Regions from separate parts of the Homo sapiens genome. Here regions 1 and 2 are each linked to region 3. The links are chromatin contacts, found by Hi-C or POLR2A ChIA-PET in ENCODE. All regions are on one chromosome and are shown on one strand. Each heading gives the region's core, a stretch centred on a gene start or an enhancer-like site at or near the end of the contact. The rest is flanking DNA. Distances are from core to core; before and after follow the strand shown.

The links. A loop is a pair of places that touch in the nucleus more often than their neighbours do. ChIA-PET counts read pairs that join two places held with the same protein, here RNA polymerase II (POLR2A). Pooled maps may share reads with other maps.
Region 1: a map of ascending aorta shows a loop between it and region 3 (5-fold over the local background). The contact joins the enhancer-like site here to the promoter of LINC02952 in region 3. A Hi-C loop is called at or near these places in 16 of 168 maps with a recorded cell type or tissue (Caco-2, IMR-90, PC-9 and 11 more) and 15 of 50 pooled maps. POLR2A ChIA-PET finds 5 or more read pairs at or near these places in 8 of 52 experiments (A549, A673, AG04449 and 5 more).
Region 2: a loop to region 3 is called in a map of PC-9, with 8 times the contacts of the local background. The contact joins the enhancer-like site here to the promoter of LINC02952 in region 3. A Hi-C loop is called at or near these places in 6 of 168 maps with a recorded cell type or tissue (CD4-positive, alpha-beta T cell, Caco-2, K562 and 2 more), 1 of 37 single-sample maps with no recorded cell type and 7 of 50 pooled maps. POLR2A ChIA-PET finds 5 or more read pairs at or near these places in 5 of 52 experiments (Caco-2, GM12878, K562 and 2 more).

The regions. Positions count from the first base shown.
Region 1 is chr11:69,495,454-69,498,571 of GRCh38, forward strand. No RefSeq gene overlaps it. Among named protein-coding and RNA genes, the nearest start is that of LINC01488, 15 kb to the left of the region's middle. RefSeq lists enhancers at 1-2,313, 264-806, 986-1,801, 1,802-2,615. Within about 2 kb of position 1,563, at least 16 of the 41 ENCODE cell types and tissues checked have a DNase peak (open chromatin) inside an H3K27ac peak, as active enhancers do; they include IMR-90, ascending aorta and heart right ventricle, where a contact is called at or near this core.
Region 2 is chr11:69,381,086-69,384,294 of GRCh38, forward strand. No RefSeq gene overlaps it. Among named protein-coding and RNA genes, the nearest start is that of LINC02953, 43 kb to the right of the region's middle. Within about 2 kb of position 1,451, at least 7 of the 41 ENCODE cell types and tissues checked have a DNase peak (open chromatin) inside an H3K27ac peak, as active enhancers do; they include PC-9, where a contact is called at or near this core.
Region 3 is chr11:69,443,380-69,446,508 of GRCh38, forward strand. It overlaps LINC02952 (long intergenic non-protein coding RNA 2952), which reads right to left and starts at 1,587. Exons shown (of 2, transcript NR_186235.1): 1 at 1,273-1,587. LOC124902703 (a long non-coding RNA gene) reads left to right here and starts at 1,444. Exons shown (of 2, transcript XR_007062759.1): 1 at 1,444-1,583; 2 at 2,960-3,129. RefSeq lists a silencer at 191-280.

The sequences.
Region 1 (3,118 bases), core at 313-2,812, 52 kb after region 3:
GTGCACACACGCATGCACACACACACACACACACACACAGGGGCTGCTGGGAAGTGAGTGGGTCCCTGCTCCCTGTGGAATATGTGAAGCCACTTGGGGCCAGCTGGGCTTTGCCACATCATTCCCGCCTGTGAAAGAGGCCTCTGAGGTTCTGGTGCCACCTGGATAATTCAAAGCCCATCCAGCCTGGGGTTGTCCCCCTACCAGGATCTTCCCCAGGGCTTTGGAGGCCTCACCCTTCCTGGCCTCCAGGGGCTCCATTCATGTCCAGCATAAACACATGGCCGGGAGGGGAGGCTGGCTTTGCTGATCCCAGGGCCCAGACGTTCACAACTGGGAACTTGAAGGGTGTGGGGCCGAGTCCCAGCTCCTACACCTCTGTCCTCACCTCTGCACCAGGCCTGAGATCCCTGGTCCTAAGTACCTCCTGGGGATGATGTGAGCTCCGGGAAGAAAAGAGGAGGCAGGGCTTGATGACAGGAGCTCCTGGGGCAGGTGGGGCAGCTGGGATGACCGTGCTGGTGGCAGACTTTGAGGGGCACGGGATGCCTTGCTCTCCTCCACCCGCAGGGCTTTAACAATATGCAGCAAGCTCAGCTGGGTTTGGGAGGCCATGACAGCCCAAGCCCCCTGCAGCAACAGTGAATGTTTCTCCTGACCAAGATTGGCTGGGAAGAGACAGCAGCGTGCCATCGGGTGAAGAAGGTGGGTTGTGCAGAAAATTTCAGCTACAAGCGACAGAACACCAATTTAAACTGGTTACAGCCAAAAGGAGAGGGTTAATTGATGTAGAAGAGCTTCAGGCATAGCTGGTTCCAGGAGTCTGTCATCGGAACTTGGGGTCTCCATCCCTCCTTCTCTAGCTCTGCTTTCCCGTGTTGGTATCACTCACAGGCAGACTCGTCCTTCTGTCTTTTCCTTCTAGTCCAAGACGGGCATGGCGCCAGAGCCATCCTTGTCCCGGGTGGCCACCTCGCCAGCTGCAGAACCAACTTCCGGCAGCATTATCCGTGCTTTCCTGAGTTGACGAGCACCATGCACTCAGGGGAGCTCTACCTTGCTTTGAGGGTGGTTTGGATGTTCTCTCTTCCCTCTCTTTTCTTTCTGCCCCCAACAGAGAGACAGTTGTGGGGACAACTGAAGGGGCTTGGTACTGGCATCTGGAGGGCAGAGGCCAGAGATGCTGCTAAATACCCTACAGGGCCCAGGACAGTCCCCACAGCAGAGAATTATCCGGCCGCATTGCAGGATAGAGAAATCCTGGGACAAGTGGCTGTGGACGTCCAGGTGTGGTCATTCCTCCAGCCACAGCAGGCTTTCAGAAGTTGTCCTGAGACTGCAATGCAGGGGGGCACTGTACTCAGGAGCAGGGTGGTCCCCACCTGGGCTGAGGACAGATCTTTGGGAGGCAGCAGTGGCCTGAGCCCTGGACCAGGATGCAGGGGTCCCGGCTCTCGTTCTCCCTCATTCCCCCACTGCTCAAATGTGTCACTCCTGCCTTGCCACCCCCATTTACTTGTCTGAGGCAGGAGCTGATCTAGGAGCTGGGGAACCACTCACAGGTCTTGGGCAAAGGTCAGTGCCTGCATAGACTTGGCCAGCACAGTGTGCTTGAGCCCACCATCTCAGCCTCCTCACCACGGGGATTGTGCGGCCAGGGAAGTGCTGGCTTGCTTCCAGGTTGGTTTGGGTGTTTTCTATTTCCTCTCTTCTCGTGGCGCCCACCCGCCCCCCCGCCCCGCCCTGCCCCAGGTTCCCATTGAAATGCCGGCCAAAAGGACAGCTACACAGGCAGTTCCAGACCGCAGCCTTCCAGGGCCCTGCTCTGAGCAGCTGCCTGAGAGTCCCAGGCCGGGCGTACATTGTTCCATTTTTGGAATTCTTCGGGAGTGAGAGCAGCCTCGGCTGTCAACAGTGCTCTGTTCACAGAGGCCGGCCCGGCAAAGGAGAGAGGGCGAGCTATTGTCCAGGGCTGGGCTGCGGGCTGCAGGAATGTGCTGGAATGCCGGCCCGCATGGCACAGTCCCAGAGCGGGGCCTTTGTGTGCAAACACCACCGGGCAGCAGGGCCATCACATAAATAACGATGACCTCACCCCCAGATATCAGGCTCTGTGGTGGGATGGGGTGGGGGCGGGGGCCGGCCCCCAGAAAGGAGACCACAGGGGAGGCGCACCCTTCCCCACACACAGGGCACTGCAGCAGCCTCTGTGCAGGAACGCCAGCCAGAGTGGGGTTGGGGTGGATGTCTGCCCCTGGAAGCAGGCTGCATTTACTGTCTGGGGCCAATTGATACCCCTCAGTGCCTGAGACCTGGGCATCAGGACTCAGAGCCTCAACTCCAAAGGGTCCTGATGAAAATGCTGGTATAGGTATAGGCAGTTCAGGTCCAGGTGCAGAGGTGCAGGTATGGGCATGTGCAAGTTGCAGGTATAGGCGGAGGGGTGCAGGTATAGGCAGAGGGGTGCAGGTATAGGTGGAGGGGTGGAGGTATAGGTGGAGGACTGCAGGTATAGGTGGAGGGGTGTGGGTATAGGTGGAGGGGTGCAAGTGTAGGTGGAGGGGTGCAGGTATAGGCGGAGGGGTGCATGTGTAGGTGGAGGGGTGCAGGTATAGGTGAAGGGGTGCAGGTATAGGTGAAGGGGTGCAGGTATAGGTGGAGGGGTGCAGGTATAGGTGGAGGGGTGCAGGTATAGGTGGAGGGGTGCATGTATAGGTGGAGGGGTGCAGGTATAGGTGAAGGGGTGCAGGTACAGGTGGAGGGGTGCAGGTATAGGCGGAGGGGTGTAGGTATAGGTGGAGGACTGCAGGTATAGGCGGAGGGGTGTGGGTATAGGTGGAGGGGTGCAAGTGTAGGTGGAGAGGTGCAGGTATAGGCGGAGGGGTGCATGTGTAGGTGGAAGGGTGCAGGTATAGGTGAAGGGTTGCAGGTATAGGTGAAGGGGTGCAGGTATAGGCAGAGGGGTGCAGGTATAGGTGGAGGGGTGCAGGTATAGGTGGAGGACTGCAGGTATAGGCGGATGGGTGTGGGTATAGGTGGAGGGGTGCAAGTGTAGGTGGAGAGGTGCAGGTATAGGTGGAGGGGTGCATGTGTAGGTGGAGGGGTGCAGGTGTAGGTG
Region 2 (3,209 bases), core at 201-2,700, 62 kb before region 3:
ACTGGCAGTGAGGCGTAGGAAGGCTGGACAGCCAGTGGGCACATTCCTGGGGCAACTTCCCAGCCTCGTGACCTCCTTGGCTCTCAAAGCAACCTTCTCAGAGCCAGGGCAACCAGAATGCTCCCTCCAGCAGGATCGGGGCCCCCTGGGAGGAGCAGGGAGGCTTTGCACAGCCAAGCTCACCCCAGTGGCTGGTCGGGCCAGAAGCAGAAGGGCCAGTCAGGATGCCCAATGGTTCTGGCCACTAGTGTGCTCTGGCCTGATGGCATCAAGCTTCAGACCCCAAGGAGAGCCACCCAGCGAGGATCAACTGGTGCCAGGGCCGCAGACACCTGGCTGCCATCTTGGAATCTGGAGCTCGCAAACAACTTCAGGACTTAGTGGCCCCAGCAGCCACAAATGAGAGCCACTGCCCTAGGGGGCAAAAGGGGCTTTGGATTCCTGGCTCGGGACTGCTGTAAATGATCCCCATCCAAAACCACCACCAGACTCACTTGTACCAGGAAGTGTACACAAATGCTGCAGGCCCCTGTGGGTGGTTACACAGACAGCGTGGAGGACCAGGCATGGAACTTTCATTCCAAGTTCCTATAGCCCCAAAGAGTCCAGAACTGGGCTTGGGTCGGGGGGAGCACAGAGCAGACACAACCGTGAGTGGCGCAAAAGGAAGAGTCCATGGGGAGGGGCGGGGCAGGCCGCTGGGCTTGTGGTGACCACAGCAGCCAGAGAATCCTGTCTGGGAGGCAGAGACCCACGTGCCCAGGGCACACAGGAGACGTTCTCAGGGCAGCTCCTTGCTGCCTGCCGAGGGCCAAGGTCACTGTCCGCAGGACGAGGCCTTAGTTGCCGGGCACCTCAAACAGGCCCACCTGCCTGACGGCCCAGGAATCTCAGAGGAGAGCTGCCGTGCTGGGGCCTGAGCACGCTGCAAAGGAGACCACAACAGGAGGATGGAGAGCAGACACGGAGGAGGACAGGCAGGAGACGCCAAAGATGCGTGGCTGGGAATCACACAGGGTCAGGGTTTGTGGTCACATTGCAAGAGGATGAAGGACCACCCAGCACAGGCGTTGTATGTGGCCTGTGTCAAAGCCCCAAGGCTCTGTTTTCAAGCAAGCAGATACTCAGGCCACGCCCGAATCACTGGCTCAGCAGGCCTGACTCCAGCCGTGTTCATCAGTCAGGATAGAGGAAGTCGTGCTGCAGGAACAGAGGATGCCAAATTTCGGCAGCTCCAGACAGCAAAGGCTGATTCCTCACACACACAACGTGTACCCCACACACCTGCAGGGGCCTCCCAGATATGCAGAGGGCAGGGGAGCACGGGGAAATCTTGCAATAAGATACTCTGCTTGGGAAATAACGCGACTCCTCCCCTTGCAACTCATTGGCCAGCTCCAGTCACATGACTCTCCCGCCAGCAGAGGGACCGGAAGTGCGCCTGCCCCAGGCTCGGAGATGAGAGCCAGGCGTCCACGGTGAACAGCACCAGAAAGCACCACGGTTTAAGGGCCTGGCCTTTGGGGCAAGTGGACCTGGGCTTGAATCGCAACCCTGGCACTGATAGCTGGATGACCCTGACAAGCTGTATCTCCCTTGAACTTCGCGTTCCTTCGCTGGGGTATGAAGACACAGCTTGTCAAGATCATCCAGCTATCAGAGCCAGGGTTGGGATTCAAGCCCAGGTCCACTCGCCCCAAAGGCCGCCCGTGAGTTGCTGTGAGGACTGAACAGGAAATGGGCGGAAATGGTTCAGCACAGTGAGTGCTCAGTGATGCGGTTGTCATTGATAATCCATCTGGAAGGGATTGCTTGTCAGTTTCAGGAGACTCAGAGACCACTCCCTCCTCCAGGAAGTCTTCCAGGCTTTAAGTCTTGGGTGGGAACTCAAACTGTGGGTGAGTTGAATTGGATTTTCCTTTCCACAAGGTGTCTGTCCCCCTGTGACTCTCACTGCCTGTCTCTCATCATGGGCAGGGACTAGGCTGAATTCCTCTCTGCATCCTAGGACTCTGCTCAGACCCTGTCACAAAGTCGGTTTTGGGAGCTGTTAGATAAATGAATGAATGAATGTTTTGAGGACTCAGCACTGAGCATTCCTGGACACGATACCATTGTTCTGAGAGCCAGAGGTTGTCTTGGGCTCCCCTTCCTGGGGGCCAGTGCTTCATTCACCACCCAAATCCTTGCCACAGTCCCTCCCTCTCCTAGGACTGGGGAGCATGTGGCCACAGCCACCCATCGTTAGCTGGGTTCTATCAGCTCCACCACATCATAAGTTGGATGTGCCTGGCAAGACTGCATCATAAGAGAGGATGGCCACCTGAGATGGAACACCAGGAGGACTAGCAGGCATGAGCAGGTGTCCTTGAACCCTGCCTCATTCACCATTGCGGCTCCAGTGTCCCTCAGCTCACATCTAGGGACACATGTAAACTCGGTAGGGCCAGACGCCAGAGAAGAAAAAGCTGGAGCATGGCTTATGGATGGTGAGCACAACCTGAGGTGGATAGCTGCTGAACCACAGCTTCGCTCAGTGATGACCTTGAAAGAAACACAAATACTTCTGATGGGCAGAGCTTCAGGCAATGCACCTGGCCCTCCGCTGTGTGTGGGAAGAGGAGCAGCCTGAGGTCAAAACACCGGGGCTGAGAGGCAGCAGTGAATGGCTTGGCCAGCTCATCAGGGGCCCGGAAGGAGAAAGATGAGGGACAAGAGGCCTGGAGCAGAGGTTGATGGATGGGCGTACAGGAGTGGGAATTAAAGAGGAAGGTCTTTGCGCTCCTTCCAGGAAGCATCTGCCACCAAACAGGCACTGAACAATCAGGTAGGCAAGGTGGTCCAACCAGCTGTCATCAGTCAGTCTCACTGGCCATGCCAGGGCCGGCACCATGGATCACTGGAGAGGGTAGCCGAGATGGCAAGGATGGGCCCTCACTTACTAAGGCTGACCTAGCTACTGTCTGCTGAATGTCCCCTGTAAAGCCCCTCCCTTGAGGCCAGCTGGCTGCTTGGCCAGTTGGCTATATTCAACTCTTGAAAGATCGGAGATTCATCTGGACTAAAGTGGACACAAACTTCAGGTCAGAGTTTGTCTTTTCTGTCCCAGCCCCCCAGCGGCACCATCCTTTTGGCTTACTGAGTGTGTGATCCACCAGCCTGGGAGCCCGCAGAGCCTCAAGTCAGGCTAAGGGACCCACTTCGCAGCA
Region 3 (3,129 bases), core at 337-2,836:
CTCGGGGGGAGGCGGCCCCCGCAAGGTAGGCGGTGGCTGCAGGCAGCTGAGGCTGCGCCATTCATGGCTGCAGGACCGAGGCCCCACGCGGAGCGGAGACCAGGCGGCCACAGCCGCTGATTGGGCGTCGCGGCCGGGGGTTCAGCCAATCGGCTGTTTGGGAAGCGGGGCCATTCATGAAAGCGCAGCGGAGAGGAAGCGCGGGGGCGGGGAGCCCGGGTTATCACCGCGCCCCGCCAGCCCCATCACGGCCGCCGTGCCTTCTGCCGGGCCATGCTGCGGCTCGAGCGGCGCTGGCTCCTCGCAGGGAAGACCCCGGCCAGAGGCTGCGGAAGAGGCCAGGCTTTCTGGAAGCGCCTCCCAGGCAGGGCCTGGCAGCCGAACGCCGCTTGCTTCGGTCAACTGTGGCCATGAAGTCATTTTTTTCCCCTGCTGATTGAAATCATCTGTTTTCAGTTCCCTGACAAATTCATTGAGTTCCCTCTGAGGCTGGGGCCCCTCGGCTGCTGAGTCTCAGTCTGTAGCTGCGGCCCAGACCCACACAATTTCATCTTCTTGGATTTACATGGTCTCCGGTTTCCAGAGCCCCAGTGAAAGACGCATTTGTGTGGGAGATGTGGGGTTGGGTTTAGCAGCCCTGGTCCTGGGGAGAATGCTTCTAAGATGGCTATCTGCTGGGCTCTGGGCCCCAAACCCTGGCCCTCGGGTCTGTAAGGTTCCTGGGGCCCCAGATGACGGCATGGCCAAGAACGGCGCAGAATCCTCCACATCAGCTCTCTGAAAAGGGAAATGGCCCAGTGGAATGCTGGCCTCTCCCTGCAGGATGAGCACTCATTTCCTCTTGGGATCTAGCAAGTAGCTTAAAAATACACTCATGCAAAGGGCCCACATAGAGCTATACCTGTGGGGAGGGGAGGGGTCTGCTTTTGCATGTACCTCAGGGAGGTGTGGGGTGGCAGCCTGCTGACAAGGGCCCCGACCCCACCGCCTTGCCTGTGTCCTCCTCTATAAAATGGGCGTAGGAGCACCTAGCCCTTGGTCATGCACGCGCCCAGGAAAATCACAAACGCAGGGGCCCAGCATAGTGCCTGATACGCGGCGAGAGTTTAGTCACCGACGTCGGTTGTTGGTGGTGACGTGAGCAGTGACATAGAGGACAAAAGCGATGCTCAATTCCATTTCCGGGCGCGACACAGCTCCGGCAGGGGGCGCTGGGCTCTGGAGCCCTGGGGACCCCTGCTTCTCACACCACCGTCACCCCCAGCCACATACCTGAGCCACTGGGAGCATGAGCACCAGGGAACTTTTTCTCAATGGAAAGATTTCTTCACAGCAAGTGTTTCGCAAGCCTCTCTGAGGCTGTCAGTAATGAGTCCTTACTTCTTGACTTCCAAGTGTGTTACATAAGCCTAAGAGGTTGGTCAAAACACAACACACACACACACACACACACACACACACAAATGTGGCTGGAGAGAGTGGACGGGCAGGCTCTGCAGCTGTTCAAACTTTCTCGGCCACCTTCCCAGGCCATGAGGACTCCCCACTCATGGGCCTGTCGGAACCGTGCTGGGGAATGTGAGGTATGAGATCCGGGAGAGGAGAGCCCAGTAAGCCAGGGCTGCGGGGGAGACGGAGGGCGGGGCCCGGACACGGGCTTTTCCCAGCGGCCAGCACCCCTCCCGCAGGACCTCGGGTTCCACCCCAGCAGCCTCTGTTTGGTGGGGGGCAGAGAAGGGTGCCCCTGCCTGTGGGCCCCTCACGTTGGCTCTGCAGCACCCACGCAGGAAGAGGGTGCACACAGAGGGACGCGGACACCAAGGCCTGGGGTTGGACAAAATTGTTGCCCGCCACAGCTGGTCCCTCCACAGGCCACATAAGCCAGGGAGTTGGGGGCTGCCCGGCACAAATAGAGGAAGCAGACAGAGGAGCTGGGCGGCCTGGGGCAGCCGGATCCTACCACTCCTCATTTCTGCTCTGGGCTGGACCGGCTTCCCTTTTCTTCTGTTGTTTTAAACGGTTGGTGTTGGGATAGAAAGGCCCATGGGTCTCCTTCTGCCTCTGCGTCCTGGCTTCCACAATGCAGACAAAACTTAAAAATTCTCAGGGGCTTCTCATTTTAGCGTGGGTGGCAGAGGCCTGGAGAAGCCCGAGGTCACTTCAGACCGGCCACCTCCTTGGACCTTCCCTTCCTGACATAAAATGATGACTGTAATGGAGGCTCTGCACTCAGCCCGTGGAGACAGGCCAGAAGCGCTTTGCTACAGTACTAATATAGCGCACGTTTTGCTCATGAGACGGCACTCAGAAGTTCTCGGCATGATTAGAAAGTGTATCGGTCAGAATGCGCTAGGCCATGCTATGGCAACAAACAGGCCCCCAGATCTCAATGGCTGCCAGCAGGATCAGCAAATGGTTTCTGTAAAGAGTGACGTGTACTTTTGTTGTTGCTATTGTTTTTGGAGACACAGTCTCACTCTGTTGCCCAGGCTGGAGTGCAGTGGCGCGATCTCGGTTCACTGCAACATCCACCTCCCAGGTTCAAGCAATTCTCCTGCCTCAGCCTCCCGAGTAGCTGGGATTACAGGTGCCCACCGCCATATCCAGCTAATTTTTGTATTTTTAGTAGAGACAGGGTTTTGCCACGTTGGCCAGGCTGGTCTCCAACTCCTGACCTCAAGTGATCCACCCGCCTCAGCCTCCCAAAGTGCTGACATTACAGTTGTGAGCCACCGTGCCCGGCTACTTTTAATATATATTTTAGGCTTTGCAGGCCATTCAGTCTCTGTCGCAACTCCTCAACTCTGCTATTGTAACACAAAAGCGTGGCAGACAGCACACCAATGAGTGGGCTGCATTCCTATAAAATGATATTGAGAAATTGCCCACAGGCTGGCGTCTGCTGACCGCCAGCTTCAGATAACCAACGTTTGTCTTCTTCTTGTGCCACACATGCAAGGAGTGAGGGCCCGCTCCAGACGTGCTCCAGGGACCCAGGCTGATGGAGGATCGAGTCCCACCCAGACCTCCATCATCATGGAGGCCAGATGCACGAGCTGGTTCTTAAAACTTCTGCTCACAAGTGACTGAGACCTCTTCCACTCACATTTCACTGGTCAATCAAGTCAT